Linked DNA regions of Mus musculus: region 1 is linked to region 2. A link is a loop called in an ENCODE intact Hi-C map of the cell type or tissue named here. Cell type or tissue: heart. All regions are shown on one strand.

Region 1 (8,000 bases), 130 kb after region 2:
GGTCTACTGTTTATCAAGATGGAGATGCCCAAGAGAGCTCACAGGCCCTATTTAAGCACATTAGGGGGAATTCCAGGGAGGGGTGGGTAACCTTATCTTAATTCACTGGCTCTATATCTGGGGACATTCCAGAACCACCACTTGGGGCTGGGGGCTGTGTGGAGGGGGGGCGGGGGGGGGTGTTGACTGTTACTGGGGAAACCTGGAAACTGTTGCTGGGGAAGCCTGGAAACTGTTACTGACCATTGCCCTTGCCTCAGGCCAGGTGGGGGGCAGCAACTGAGGGTGGGGCACTTTCTGATTGGCTGCCCGAGGCTTAGAGGATTTTCCAGTAACTGACTTTTGCCCAGTTCTGAGAAACAGAGATCTAGGCCTGGTCTCCTGAACTGCCAGTTTGAAGCCTGTCATGGAGTCAGCCTGTCTCAGTCCTCTCACTGTGCCTCAGCATCTCAGCGTCCTCAAGGTGGATCTTGTCAGGGCTGCTTTTCTGGTGGTTTTTCAAAGGTAATCAACATTTCCACTTTAACATAAAGTGTGAAGTGCACACAAATCAGTGAAAGATGAGTCTTTGCTCTTTGAAGAAATGAAAGACATCTGTCTGTCTTTATACGTTGGTTTGGATTCTCTGACCAACTGTGATATAAACTTCCATCCAAGCTGTATGAAGGGATGGAATGGCAGGTCCCAAGTGTTCCCCAACAAGGGGATACCCTGTCTGTCTCTCGCTGAGCTACCATCGTTAGTCCTGTTAGCCTTTGCCACATTTTTTGTGTATTTCAGAAGGCTGAGCCTTTTTTTTAATCATCTCTAGAAAAACATTGTTTCTAGGAACACTTTACCTATAATCCTTTTGACCTTATTTATCGTAATTAAAACATCTGACAATTCTGATTTTTCTTAAAACCTTTTAAGACTTTTTTCTATTAAAGTAACCTCTGGTTTTGTGTCCATTAATCCTTTGAGCTCCTCTACCCAACTGTGATTTTAATTTTGGCCTCTTATCATTTATAGTAGTTTGTTATAATATCTGATTTTGGGTATCTTTAGAATCTCTTGTTTTATCCATAAGAGCAGCTCTATAGTAAATGGCTTACTTAAGTTTTGAACAGTTGCTTGTCCTATCAGGCTTAGATTTAAGCCTACCAGGCTAGAATGTTTTACCAGGCTAGAATGTTTTTCAGAATACTCTTTCCTTGGTGGACAGGAAATGAATGGCTCATGTTGGTTTTTGTAGAGCCCGGAGCAAAGCCTCTTTGTTTTCCAACTGACATTAAGGAATTGCCTTGAGTATCTTTGGATGGCCTACATTCATGAGCCTTACTTCCATCCCTTCTACACCTTCTACACTGCACAGGAGACTTCTTCCCTGGACTATCATAGAATAATTTATCCTTAGGAACTATTCACAGTCACAGCCACAGGCTTTGTATGCTGAGTTTGTCCCACCATAACTGAATTTGGGTATTAAACTCTATATCCGCAGGAGTTTTCATCCATTTATAAAGAGGTACAAATCTGGCCCTTTTATGTCCAGTAGCCTTTTTGCACTCAGCATTAGCATTTTTAAAAGCGAAACATTCAATTAAAATCTCTCTAGCAGTTGGATCTGATATTGCTCTATTTGGAGATAGAGTTAACCTTGGTAAAAAGCCAGTGAAAGATTCATCTGGGCCCTGGGTCACCTTTGTAAAAGACTGAACTCCACCCTGTTGTAAGGCTCTGTTGTAGGACGGCATCGTCAGGGTAATCTGGACTCTCAATCCAGAACAGTCCTTCACTTAGTAACTGATGGCCGACACCATCAGCACCTCCATCCTATTTCACTGCCCCACACGGAAGCCTCATCTTTCCACCTCAGCCATTGCAATTGAGGGCCAGGCTTTAAGATGGCTGGCATCAAATCTCTCCATTTGATTGGAATTATATGATTTTTTTGTGTGGCCCAGTTATTACATATGGTGAATGTAAGCCATAGCTCATTACTGCTTCCTTAAGCGTTCTAAAATCCTGTGCTTCTAGAAGTTGCCATTCAAATTCTTGATAACCCTGTGAATTTCTTTCATCTCCTCCCAATTCCTTTATCAAGTCTGGAAAATCATTTTAGGTTTTTTAACAGATGTAGACTGCCCTTTTCAGTCTTGTTCCAAGGTGGTACTGAATGTTTTAGCCTTCTTTCCCCTGTCTATCTCAGTATCTTTCTCAATTCTAATTATAATTTTTTTTCTAATTTTTCTCCTAAGACCCATCTCCATTTTTTATATTTTCTTCTTCTTGTAGCTCTACTATCTTAGTATTTTCATTTTTATTTATAAATCTTTCCAATTTCTCTTCTATGACCTGTCTTCATTTTTCAGATATCTTTCTCGTCGTATCTCTACTACTTTAGAGTTTTCCTAATTTTTATTTATATTTTTTTCTAATTTTTCTTCTAAGGCCTGTAACCTACATCTTCCAGTCTTCTCCTTATCTAAGTTTGCTTTCTTTTGATCTCTCTTTAAAAAGATATAGAAAATTTGTTATCGTTACTGAAAAAAATTATTTATATGCTGATAACTATAGCAAAAATTATACAGACTCTAGATGCCCTGTGCCACTGAGTTCTTTCCATTTTTATCATAGAAGATATTTTCCCTTTAATCTCTATCTCCTTAAAAACTTCGATTTACCAACTTAAACTATATTTGTCTACGATGTTTTATATTTAGTCTCTTTCCTCTTTTATTGTTTTCAAACTTAATACCTTACCGGTTCAGAAGTTTGGGGCTTTTTAGTCCCATAGCCGCTGCGGGAAAATGTTCCTTTTGTTCTTTAGTGCGTCTGCAGGCTCCACAGACCAGCAAGTGTCTACGGTGGCTAACTTCAACCCCTCAGCTCAGTTCAGGAGGCTGCCCCCATTGTTTCCATCTTTCTGCAGGCCCTTCCGACCTGCTGCTCGAGAATGGCTTTAGGTCTTTACCTGCAGCCACCGGCTGAAAGCCAGGCCTATGTGCCCCAGCTCTGGATCGCAAACTGCGCTTGGTTCGTGCAGCTCTGAGAAGCTGCTCGCCTGCGGGCCACGCCAGAGGCTCGTGGCCGGCCGCTGCCTGACTCAGCAGCCGCGGGAGTGCTAGACCCGGGCCGCTGCAGACGCAGGCTGGAGTGCGTTCCGGCTCGCTACCCAGTTGCTTATAGACGGCCGCTCAAGCGCTCAGCCCGCCGCTACGGGAAATCTTACGGGAGAGAAGCCGTGCCTGGCTTTCTAGTTTAGCACTCGCTGTCCACAACTTTTCTAAGTTGCTGGCCCCAGCAACGTCAGATACACTCGCGGCAGAAGTTGTGGCCGCAGACGGTCACCACCATAAGCTTTGACTGTTTCCTGATTCGTGCATAATCATCCCGTTATTCTAAGTTCTGCCACACGTGGCTGGTTACCTGGTTCTCAGTTTTTGCTGCTATCTCCATCAGCGTTCTGGGGCCAAACTTGCGTCGGTGTCGATCCCGGCATCCACCCCGGCCCCTCTCTTTTCCAGGCATCACACCTTCTAATTTCCTGCCTAAGCTCACTGGCCATTGTATTGACCGGAGAAAGGTTTACACAGTGCACAAGAGATTAGCTACAGAACCCATGGCCAAAGTTTGCAGCATCCGGATCTTGGGGTGCGGGGACACCACCTGCGGAGACTTGTCACCGCAAGAGAGGCGAAAATGCGATCTCTTGCACTATAATTCGATTCCGACCCCGAGCCCCGATACACAGCGGCCAACCCAAGAACAAACGGGTTCTAAAAAATAATAAAAACTAGCTTCCTGCTTCCGCTGTGGTTTCTCTTCCGGCGGAAGTCTGAGAGCTTAGTGCCGGATGTACCCACTACCCAGGAGGCTGAGAGTGCCGCTACCTGCTCCTGGCCCGTTCCCACTGCGCTCTCGCGGCGGAGTTGCCCGATCCCGGTGCACCACGAAAAGCTCGATCCAGGCGCAGACGCCAGCACCATGGCTGCCCCAGACTTGTCCACCAACCTCCAGGAGGAGGCCACCTGCGCCATCTGCCTGGATTACTTCACCGACCCGGTGATGACCGACTGCGGCCACAACTTCTGCCGCGAGTGCATCCGACGTTGCTGGGGCCAGCCCGAGGGCCCATACGCGTGCCCCGAGTGTCGCGAGCTGTCGGCGCAGAGGAACCTACGGCCCAACCGCCCGCTCGCCAAAATGGCAGAAATGGCACGACGCCTGCACCCGCCTTCTCCGGTCCCGCAGGGCGTCTGTGCGGCGCACCGCGAGCCGCTGACCACCTTCTGCGGCGACGACCTCAGCCTGCTGTGCCCCATCTGCGAGCGTTCGGAGCACTGGACTCACCGGGTGAGACCGCTGCAGGAGGCGGCGGACGACCTCAAGGTGCGTTCCATTGGGTGCAGCCGGCCAGTGCCCGGTGCGAAGGGATGTCCCGTTACTGCCCTGCCCTGAGTTGAGGAAGTGTGAGTTACAGTTAACTTGATCCTGTGACGGGGTCGGGATTGTAGCCTGTCTTATTCCAGGATGAGATGCACGTGCATTCTGGGGAAAACCGGGTGTTGGTAGTCAGTCCAGACTCAGCTTGGAGAGCTTGTGAAGGGGCCCGCTGTCAGATCAACAGTTTGGCCTGTGTCAGAGTTGATACTCTGCCAGTGTGTCCCCATCACTGCATGAACTTGGGTGACCAGAATAAACCAGGCACCAAGTCTCCTTTACTTTGGACTTTAGCACAAAGGTGAACTTATAAACTTATAAACTTAAAAAGCTTATAAACAGAGATCGTCCCAGTAATTTTTCATTTCGTTTCGTCCATACCCGGTTTACCGATGATTGGTTGGCAGGTTTACCCCCCTGCCACCAAACCCCTTAATGGTGCTGAAAGAGACCCACATCTCTCCACGAATGACATGATAAGCCCTGAAGGGACAACACTAAAGCTGCTCTATTGCCAAAAAAGAAAACCTTTGTCCTCTGTCCTGTTAAGTTCACTGTCTGAACAACAGACAAGACAGATCAGCTTAAGTAACACTAAGTTTCTCTTGCATAGGGGTTCACACAAGAAAAGAGAAAGAAAAGCTCAGAGAAGCAGTTACCCTTAGGCCTTTTATCCCAAAAGGTGTGGAGTTACCAGAAAGAGACCTTGTGAAATAGGAAATGATTGTGAAATAGGAGGCTGATGGCAGAGAGGGTGTCTCCCTCCTGCAGAATGGATGCTCTGTCTTGCGTACGCTTAGGTATCTGTGGCTGTTCAGCACAGGAGCAGGTTTGGGTGTGGGGGACACAGCCTGCTTTCTGGTAACGCCAGGAAATGGGCAGATAGCTCTTCCCTGTGACCAGTGGGCCTGCAGTGAGCCATCCCTCCACTCACTAGAGTTTGGGAGGGGTTCTTTAGGCCATGCTGGCCTACGTGGTCCTGGTGACAAGTTCACTCTTTGGCTCTGGGGCCATGAGTGAGTAGTATCCAGAAGAGAACCAAAGAGACGGAGGAGGGATTACATCGGCAGGAACCAGGAGCTGAGGGGAGAGCAAGCCCAGGCCTATCCCAGGGCCTCCTGGGCTCCACTCCACTCTCACCACACCCAGGGTAGGAAGTCTGGGTCATTACCTAACCAGTGGTAGGGTTGCATGTGGCCAGAGCTCGAGGCCTTTGCCAAAGTGTGTGCAGGCTGCTGTTGCTTCACAGCTGTTTACAATACTGCTCCTGACTTAAGCATTGAAAATAGGGGCTGGCAAGATGGCTCGGGCGGTTGAAAGAGTGCACTGCTTCTCCAGATTTTCGGAGTTTAGTTCCCAGCACTCGGGTTCTGAGCAGCTCAGGGCTGCCTGTAACTCCAGCTGTAAGGGGATCTGACCTGTCTGGCCTCTACAGGCCTGGCTACTTAAGTGCACTTCCACTTGCTGACACTAATAAAAATTTTTGTTTTTTTTTTTTAAGTGAGAAAATGGCTGGGAGTGGTTTCTTAGCATGCACAAGGTCCAGGGTTACAGGAGAAAACGCTGGAAAGACTCGGGCAGAGCTCAGAACAGAGCCTGGAGGTGTACGTGATGGGGTGGGGGTGGGGGGCAGAGTGAGGGGTATGCCTGATGTTTCCAGAGTAAGGCAGCCTCTGGGATAGGCCTGTGGCTTCTCTGGCAGCTGCAAAAAAGTGGGAAAGGAAACTGGACCAGGTCCGACCTAAGAAAATACAGCCAGACCATGAGGGACTCTGAGGGAAGCTGCTGTGGGAAGAAGCCATATCTAGTTTGAACTCCCATGGTGCATTCCCCACTCTGTCTTACCGACAACTATGGTCCAAGGCCCTGGATGCTGTCCAAGCTCAAGGCATGTCTAGTAAGGGCCATTTCCTGGCTCAAAGGTGGCTCCCTTCTGGGTGTGTTCTCGTATTTCCAGAAGAAGGGGCGGGAACTCTCTAATCCCATCCAGAGAGCCTTACTCTCATGTCCCAGTCACCTTCCAAAAAGTCTAGCCCACCACCTGGTGGAATTTTGGGAGACTGGCTCAAGCAAGCCTTAGCCCCTGACATGCTGTGAGCCCTTGTGACCACAGATGGGAAGAAGAGGAGGGGACAGTGTCTTGAAGGGAGAAAAGCTGGGTCCTCAGTGCCAGCTTGTTAGTGTGTCCTATTGACAGAGCCTGGACATGCCCACTGAGCACAGAACAAACTGTCACTGCAGAGGTGAGCAGGGCTGGCTCGGGGCCATGGGGCTGAGAACCCAAAATGAGAAACCTCAACTATGATAGTTTATGAATTTGGGAAAGGGGAGGGGCGCTAGAAAGGATACTGCCAAATCAGGAGAATCCCTGCCAACTGGGGGGCGTTTTATCTACCATTGTCTGGACAGATTTCATTTGGTCCAATGGGGAGGTTGGGATTAGGAGGTCAGGAGGGGAAAGGCAGACTTCTGGGTCTGGGCCCCACCTATAGGGCCTGATGCCTCTTGGGATTCTCATGGCACCACCCGCTCTCCATCCCACCAGGGGAGGCTGGAGAAGTCACTGGAGCACCTACGGAAACAAATGGAGGACGCAATGCTGTTCCAAGCCCAGGCTGAGGAAACCTGTGCCTTGTGGCAGGCAGGTGCTGGGTCTCGGGTGAAGGAGGGAGTGTGGAGTCAGTGGCTGGTGGCCAGACTAGCCTCACTGAGACACGCCAGCTGGAATATGTGTGTGTGTGTGTGTGTGTGTGTGTGTGTGTGTGTGTGTGTGTGTGTGTGTGTGTGTGATATAGGATACCTAAGTTGGATTCTGTCCTGCATACCTGTCCTATGTCCTAGTATGCTTGAGTTCAGATTTGGACTGATGTCAGGAACAGGCTAGGTACAAGGAGGTCTCCAGTAGTAGCATTTAGGAGTCAGGGAGGTATTTGACATTGGGGTAGATTTAATCTGTCTAGCTGTGGGGTGGCATCCTTGTCTAGCTGACACCTGGGGCTGGGCTTGGAGCCTGTGTGACAGATGCTGAGTGTGACTGGTCCCAGGTATAGCTCTTGGGTCTGGGTAGCCAAGGGTGGGTGGTAGGCTGGAGGTCTGAGGGCTCAAGGGGTGGTGGGTTTGGGTTGGGCAGCTCCAGGTGACAGGTTGGATGTGCTGTCAGATATTGGGGTCTAGGGAGCTGCGGGTGGTATTTTCTGTGTACAGCCTAGAGTGGTGGATTTGGGGGTGTGAGTGTTCTAAGTGCTCAGTGGTCTAGCATCAGGTTTCCCCCTCAGCTGTCCCTCCTGTGCCCTGCAGAAGATGGTGGAGAGCCAGCGGCAGAATGTGCTGGGCGAGTTTGAGAGGCTGCGCCGCCTGTTGGCAGAGGAGGAGCAACAGCTGCTGCAGAAGCTGGAGGAGGAAGAGCTGGAGGTTCTGCCGCGCCTGCGTGAAGGCGCTGCGAGGCTTGGCCAGCAAAGCACGCAGCTGGCAGCCCTCATCTCCGAGCTTGAGAGCCGCTGCCAGCTGCCAGCCCTGGGTTTACTGCAGGTGAGTGGACTGGATGGAATGTCCTGGAGGTCCCCAGGGGGAACATG
Region 2 (8,000 bases):
GAAAATCATTATGAAACATTTACAAATATGATAGTTAAACCTAATTTGGTCAATAATTATTTTAAGTATAAATTATCGAAATAGACTGTTAAAAGACAGAGTAGCTGTACAATATTGATCATGCCCTTAATCCTAGCATTTTGGAGGCAAGGACAGGTAGACCTCTGTGAATTTGGGATTTAGCCTGGTCTAATAGTATGTTCTAGGGCACCCAGGACTACAGAATAATACCCTGCCATATATATATATTAGTTTTTCAAAGATGCAATTATTTTCTATCTATCCATTTAAATAAATATATAAATACACACAAACTAAAAGTTGAGGAATTGAGGAATGTGTGGGCTCGCAAGAAGGCTCAGATGGTAAATACCTCCATCCACCGATACACACACTCACACACATGCAAACATGCATTCACTCATGCATGCACACCATACACACATACATGCCAACCAGAAAAACAGCAGAAACACAGTGAGACACTATCAGACTCACTTTTCGAGAAAAAACATACAAGGATACAGATTCTCCCATGATCACATCTGATGTCATTTGTTGTCCTTGTTTTTCTTCGCTTATGTGGTCTAGAGGAACATATCAACTTAGACCCATTCCTTATCAAATCCCTGCCCCAGAAGCAAACATTGAGATTGTCTCAATGCTTAAAGAACCATATCTCAGGTAGACATACAAACTTTCTACCTCAAATAAGCCACAAGAAGCTTTGTTCTAACTAGCCTACTCACTGCCTTCCCCCTTGGAGAAGTGGCCCCCACCTTTCAATGATACATTTTGTATCACAATTTTATGAATGGATAAGATGGCTAGGATACAGGCAGGTTGTTTAGATTGTAGATCCATGTGTCATGACCCTGAAACTAAGATGTATTTTGAGCATTCTTTTTGTACCTCTACTCCTACCCTTCCCAGGCTTGGGTACAGATCCTTGCATTCCCATTGAACCTTGTCACACATGGACTATGAGGTGATCTGATAATGTAAGGATGGTGCTCAGAATGTGAAGTGGATCACAGAAGCCCACAAGGGCTGTGCCTGGTCCTGCACCACGGCTCAAACACTAGAAACAGCCTGTTCCATGTGGAGACATCTGTCACTCTGAGGGAAAGTTCTACAGAACTGCATCTTCATTCACTAGTGTCTTAGTCAGGGTTTCCATGACTGTGAAGAGACACCAGGACCATGGCAATGCTTTTAGAGGAAAACATTTCATTGAGGCTCATTTACACTTTTCAGAGGTTTAGTCCATTATCATCATGGTGGAAAGCATGGCGGCATGCAGGTAGACATGGTGCTGGAGAAGAAGCTGAGCATTTTCCATCTTGCTCCTCAGACAGGAAAAGGAGACTGCCACACTAGGCCTAGCTTGAGCATAGGAGACCACAAAGCCCATCTCCACAGTGACATACTTCCTCCAACAAGGTCACACCTACTCTAATAAGGACCCAAGAGTGCCACTCCCCATGGCCAAGCATTCACACACACTAGTCGATGTGCGCCATTCCTGTTCATACCACTGCTACTAGAAACACTGTCTTCAGACAGGAAAAAGAAGGGAAGACAGGGTTCAGCAGCAGGTGAGCTCCCTTCTCTTACACTCTTTTGATCAAATCCATAATTATTTCACTTTATAAAAATGAACATATTCCCAGCTCCCACATGGCAGCCCTCAACCATCTGTTAAGTCAGACATCTCTTCTCACCTCCAAGGCTTGTGCACTACACAGTGTGCATACACATACAAGTAAATACTTTTTAAAATAATTGTTAAAATTAGGCAAAACATTTTGCCTACATGTAAGCTGAAATGGATGCAGGACATAGACATGTTTAATGAAAACACTGGAACTGGACATCTCTATGCACAAGCAAGGAAGGCCAGACTCAGAAGAACAAATGTTGCATGATTTCTCTCGGAAGTGAAAACTCGGTTTTATTTGTGTGCTTTGTGTCAGAGTACAGTGTGTGTGTGTGTGTGTGTGTGTGTGTGTGTGTGTGTGTTTATGAAAGACAGATAGCACTGGATTCTCTGGAAGTGCCATTATATTAGCTTTTAAGCTCTCCCATGTAGATTCTGGGCTGGTCGTCTGAAGGCTCAGCAAGTGTTTCTAGGTATTGAAAATAGAGGGAAATGTTTACAAAGAGTAACAGAAGTTTGTCAAGAGAAAAGCAGAACAAATAAGAGAAATGGGGGTGATGTGACTTTGTTCAAATATATTATATCTGAATGAAACTGCTATGGAGATACTTTGAACAACAAATAAACTTTAAGGTATATGTTATAAGAAAGAATACAGTGGATATTACCTTTTTGAGGAAAAGTTCTATATGGTTTTATGTGTATGATATAAAATATAAACTGGCCAAATTGGGGCTAAGTGTGTATGCTAATGGGAAAACTTTAATATCATCAAATCCCAGGAAAATGCAAATTAAAACCACAATAAGATGCCACTTGTATGAGTGATCCTATCAGAACAGTAACAGAAAAGTTGACATTGTTGTTGAGAATGTGTGTAGATGAGAAACATAAAATGGATGGATGGATGGATGGATGGATAGATGGATGGATGGATGTCTGTTATGGAAGATGTGAAGGTTCCTCAAAAAGATTAAAATGCAACTACTGTAACAACCAACACTTCCAATTCTGAACATATAATTAAAAGGGTCCAGGTCAGTGTGCTATTGATTTCTGCATGTAATAGTTATTGTAGGACTATTCATAGGAGTCAAGGTATGGAAATTATTCATCCATAGGTGTAGGGGGAAAATGTGACTATCCACAATAAAATGCATACCAAAAATAGGAAACTCTGTCACTTTGGACAACACAGATTAACCTGAAGGAGCTCATACTAAGTGGAATAGCCAGATAAAGAAACCTGCTTAATGATGTCACCGAATGAAATGGATAAAGTCGAAGTTACAGAATAAAGTGGTAATTAGAACCCGCCAGTCAGCCTTGTTTTACCAACGATTGGTTAGGTGTACTGTCACTCAAAGGATTCTATCCAATCATAACTAAGGGTCTGGATCTGCCCAATCAGGCTCATGCTCCGCAGTGGGGTGTGTTATCCCGATTTGTCTTGGGCTCCGCCATCCTTGTTGCTTCCGGTTTCCGCCGAGGTCCGCCCCTGGCTATTTGGTTCTACGCTGTATTTCGGTGAAAGGCACCGGGAGGCTGACATCTGGCACCGAGGTGAGTGCAGCTTCTGGGGAATCGGCAGGAGCAGGCTGCGGTCGGCCCTTATCCCCTCGGCTGTTATGCGTGCAGACAGTGCGAGGCTGGGAACCTGCGCGGGTCTGAGCTTACCGCCTGTCTCTCTCCATGAAGCTGTGCTCAGCCTGGTCCTGCCCCAGGGCCCCCTAATTGGGCCCTGATTCCTGCATCCATCTCCTGTGGCTCCTGAACTTACCTCTCCCTCCACCGGGTGATCAAGTGTGTGTCCCCACGCTGCAGTTCATAAGGACTTTGCACACTGTCACTGTCATCTTTTATTGTGAGGGCTTCATCAGAGAGGAAGGCAGGCATTTGAGAAGTCAGTCCTTTGACCAATTGACGAGGGTTGGAGAAGCTGGGGGGCGGGGTGGGGGGGGCTGAGAAGGAAGCGATAGCTGGAACCCTACCTAGGTGAGGGGCTTCTGACTTTTGGGGTGCTAATCAGCTGGACCACAGTTAACACAGACATAGCCATTACTGCGTACTTGCTTCATCATCAAGAGCATCTCTACTCCTCCGTGGCAGTGGGGACCTGTTGTGTCTGGAGGGAAAAGCTATGACACAGCAATAGCTCATGGAGGAACACATCTGTCTTCCTGTGGTTTCAGCTCCTTTGGAGCCTATGGTAGTTTTACTTCGAGTGTTCAGAAGAGCCTTACTACTCTTTTTTTTAAAACGGCGTAGAGGCAAACTGTAGAAAAAGTGGTCGACTCAGCCAGTTCCCCTGAGAAAACTCGTTTTAAAAACTGTACAGGTCACATCTATTGTAGCTGCACTGATGAGAGCAAGGGAATTTGTGGGAGGGAGCTACACCAAGGCCTGACAGCTGGGAGACCAGCCATGGCGAAGCATCACTCCTGAAGTCCTGCAGTAAATACACACTCAGTGTTCAGTTTTTCTGATGTAGTCTTGGGAGAAAACCATCCTGATTGGATGAGACATTTTTCCTACAAAATTTAAATATGTCAAACTAGTTTTCTGAGTGTTACTCAGTATGCTAATGGTGTAGTAAGTACCATGTGTGTTTGTACTAAACTGTACCTCACTGACAGGAAGCTAAGCAGTGTGGCTTAAGTATTTTTCTATAGTTTAATTTCCGTGACTCAGTAATGTTCATTAAACACCCATCCTTAAAACATTGCATGATTTATTTCAGAATAACTAAGTTGTTCTGAAATGACAAGCAGCAAATATTTCCATCACCCTGTGCATAACTGATGATTCTCCACCGTTTAATAAAATGAATGGTACTCCTTCAGCAATATTGTGGCAGTTTTTGTTGTCTTGTAGCTTTTCACCCTTGGTGACTGTCTTTGCACACTGGAATTATCTAGTGAGTTGTTCTCTGTTGGCCTTCTCTTCCAGCTGTGGTTTGATGGTCCTCTCAGATCTGAAAGAGTTAAGACAATGGATACATCTGAGGTACGTTGTATAGTTATGTCTTGTTTTACATTGTGTCTTAGGACTTTTGACAATTGGAAGGGAAGAATAAAGTTAATGTAAGATAGAGACCTGCAGATGATAGCACTGGATATGTTGACAGAGCCACATTTTGGAGAACGATAGAGTCACATGCAGATGGGTCTCTGTTTCCCCTGACATGGTGACACAGATCTGTCTTAGGGTTTAGGTTGACTCAAAGAGAAGGTGCCAACTTGACATGTTCTGTGACGTCTAAGTAGGCTCCATGGACGTGCGTGATGTGGCTGGAGCTTCATTCCCAGCCTGGAGACAAACACAGCATTCCACAGTGTCAGTTCACGAGTGCTGGGACTCAGAGCTGTTTAAAGGACTTTCCTTTGCTGGTTAAAGTTGTATAGTTCCAGACAGCTTCTGGGAGACGCCGCCTATGTCAGATGAGGCCCAGAATATATGGAGACATTGTCCTGCAGGGCCTCCATTTCTTCCCCTGCATTTTTCTCTGCTTGTGTGTATATGCAGATCGTGACAGTGTCCATGCATGTTTTAGTAATAACTTGTCTTTACCGTTTACATTTTTTTTCCTACTCACTGGACTCTTGGTTCAGATTCTCAACACCTCATCACAGTTGAATGAGAACACTTCTCTGCCAGCTGCCTTACTTAACGTCTTCCGCCATGCTGCAAAGTTCCGCCCGTCGTCTTCTCTCCCCCCCACCCCCCCAAGGTCTGCGTTTTGGTTTCTGCCCGGGAGTGACTGCTGCTTTCTTCACCTCTGTTCTGACTTCTTTTTCTCCTTATCATAGCTTAGCTTATGCCTTTGTTCCACTCAGTTCCCCCACTCATTCCATCTGAGAGGGCTTCTGGGGTCCAGCACTTTGGTTGGAGTTTGGTAACTATGTCTCTGTAGTGTTGACCCCTCGATCAGCTTTCAGATCATATGTTGATCTGCAAAGTCAAGCCCCCCCTTGTCAAAACAGAAATCACATCCTCCAGTGGTTCCTTGGATATGGTCTTAGTACCAGCCTACCTGTGTCCTTGATGACTGCACTGAAAGGGGGATTGTTTTTTCTGGACCCTTCTCTTTTACTCCCTTCCCAGCTTTCCCTCCTCTGCTCCCTGAGGTCTAACGTTATTTGCTGCAATCCAGCTGGCTTTGTTTGTTGTTCATTCTTGAGCCAGTGGCAGCCTGTGATGAGTGAATGGGGAGGGAGCATGGTTGCCTAGAGACAAATGGGTACTTTCTTACTCACATTGGAACTTCCCATCTCTACCAGACTGGAAGGGAAGGTCTGTTTCCTCACTGGTGATGCCCAGTGCTGATGAGCCATACTGCCAACAGGCAGGCATGGTGAAGGACTTGAGATGAGAAAACAGAAGGCAGTGGGTCACCATTTAATTATAGAGTCATGAGAACGCTCCACAGAGCATAAGGGAAACAGAAGCACAGATCTGAACAGTGTACATAGCTTGTTCATGAATTCCACTTCACTGCTTCCATGGAGTTTGTAGGTCATGCAAAATCTATTCCTTGCTCAAAAGTGTCTGGACATAATTTTTTTAAACACAGGAAACATGAACAAGTAAATTTCAGCCCCTCCATGGTTGGGACAAGATTCTCTACAGGCTCAACAAGTTCCCTGCCGTTTCCCATAGACAGAAGCCAGAGTCTAGGAATCAGCAGGCAGAGGCGAGAAGAGTACCGTGCACTCTTGCCTGCACTGGCCCAACCTACACAGTAGTTCAGGCTCATAGTCAGTAGCTTAGAAGGAACACTGGACTCAAAACTTGAGACCAAACACACTTGGGAACAGGAGGGTTGACACGCTGTCTGGATGGTAGAAAGAGATAAAGGTAATTGTGTCTCCTATTAAATGTCATCAGAGGACTCTATACGTAAAGTACTTAGCAGTGTGGCCTTTTTAAAGACATGGCCTCACTATGGAACCCTAGTTGGCCTGGACCTTGCACTGTAAACCATGCTGGTCTTGAACTCACAAACCACTTACCTCTGCTTCCCAGATGCTGGGCATACATGTGTGCACCACCACACCCAGCTGCTGGGACCATTGTTCATTTCCCTTCCCCATGACCTCACGCTCCACGGGCCTAGCTGACTTGTATTGAGAAGGAGCCACAACCTTGAGTCTGCTCAGCTGGAGGGACTGATTTTATCGTGAGCACTTTGCTCCTTATGACTCCGAGGCAGTAGGTGGGAAGGAGCTACAGTGCTGGTTTGGCTGAGAGTCATCTTGATTACCAAGAGGAGCTTAGATTAGTCTTCAGTGGAGGTAAGGGAGGCTGTTAATGACTTTTGTCTTGCTGTGACCAAATACCAGAAAGAAACCACTTAGGAGAGGAAAAATTTATTTTGGTTCATTGTTTCAGAGGTATCAGTCCTTCATGGCTGTCATGGCAATGATGGCAGATGGGAGTGGCTCCGTCAGTGGAGGTGAGAGTGTGAAGAGGAGTCGCTGTTCACACCGTGGCAGACCTGGAACCTGAGAGAGAAGTGGGAACCAGGGCAGGTATAACCTTCCAAGACACCCCCTTTCTAGTCTACTTCTACCAGCCAGACTCAGCCTCCCAAACCTTCCACAGCCTTCAAAGTTGCGCCACACACTTTATATGACCTGCTGACAAGAGTGAGCCTGCAGGGAACATTCCATATTCAAACCCTGAAAGGAAGAGCATGTCTAAGAGTACAAGAGGTCCCTGAGGGCATCTCTCGTAGAACTACGCCCTGTTGTAGCCAAGCCAACCCTGTCAGGCAGGACTACAAATATTCCAGATACTTCAAGTTATGACTATATCTTTACTCTCCTAGCAAAGAAGCAAGGTCTGCTGAGACATTTGCTGAAAGCTGGGGAAAAATGAATTAGTAATAGAACTAATGCATGCATGCATACATACGTACATACATACATATATTACATACATATTGCACTCACATATACCCATATACAACCAGTTATAGAAATGAAGACTAGCTATGTAGATTATTTCTATTCTAGAACAGGTTTGCTTATGGCTGGGGATGTGGCTATGGTAAATCACTTTCCAGGAACAATTCTGTGTATGTTCATATGTATCAGGCAAATATTTTGGATGCTAATTTTTTAAGTTCTTAGGTATATAATTAGGAAGTAAACATTTTTTAAAAGATTGATTTATTATATTTATACAAGTATACTGTAGCTGTTTTTCAAACACACCAGAAGAGGGTGTCAGGTCTCCATTACAGATGGTTTGTGAGCCACCATGTGAGTGCTGGGAATTGAACTCAGGACCTCTGGAAGAGCAGTCGGAGCTTTTAACAGCTGAGCCATCTCTCTAA

What was found. A loop is a pair of places that touch in the nucleus more often than their neighbours do. Peaks named below come from ENCODE experiments on the same cell type or tissue, not always from the same donor. Only the 100,000 strongest peaks of a DNase experiment are listed, where the experiment ranks them.
Region 1: a loop joins it to region 2, with 4 times the contacts of the local background. A loop is called at or near these places in 1 of 42 quality-filtered maps.

What each region holds. Positions count from the first base shown.
Region 1 is chr11:58,974,271-58,982,270 of GRCm38, forward strand. It overlaps Trim11 (tripartite motif-containing 11), which reads left to right and starts at 3,823. Exons shown (of 6, transcript NM_053168.2): 1 at 3,823-4,374; 2 at 6,971-7,066; 3 at 7,723-7,953. The coding sequence starts at 3,970. In heart, CTCF peaks have their summits at 4,022 and 7,799; DNase peaks (open chromatin) are centred at 3,951, 4,411, 5,581, 7,861 and 2 weaker places; H3K4me3 peaks cover 4,959 bases; H3K27ac peaks cover 4,595 bases.
Region 2 is chr11:58,844,037-58,852,036 of GRCm38, forward strand. It overlaps Gm12258 (predicted gene 12258), which reads left to right and starts at 3,126. Exons shown (of 5, transcript NM_001372581.1): 1 at 3,126-3,223; 2 at 4,610-4,666. The coding sequence starts at 4,652. In heart, no CTCF peak of the experiment used is centred here; a DNase peak (open chromatin) is centred at 3,085; H3K4me3 peaks cover 1,465 bases; H3K27ac peaks cover 755 bases.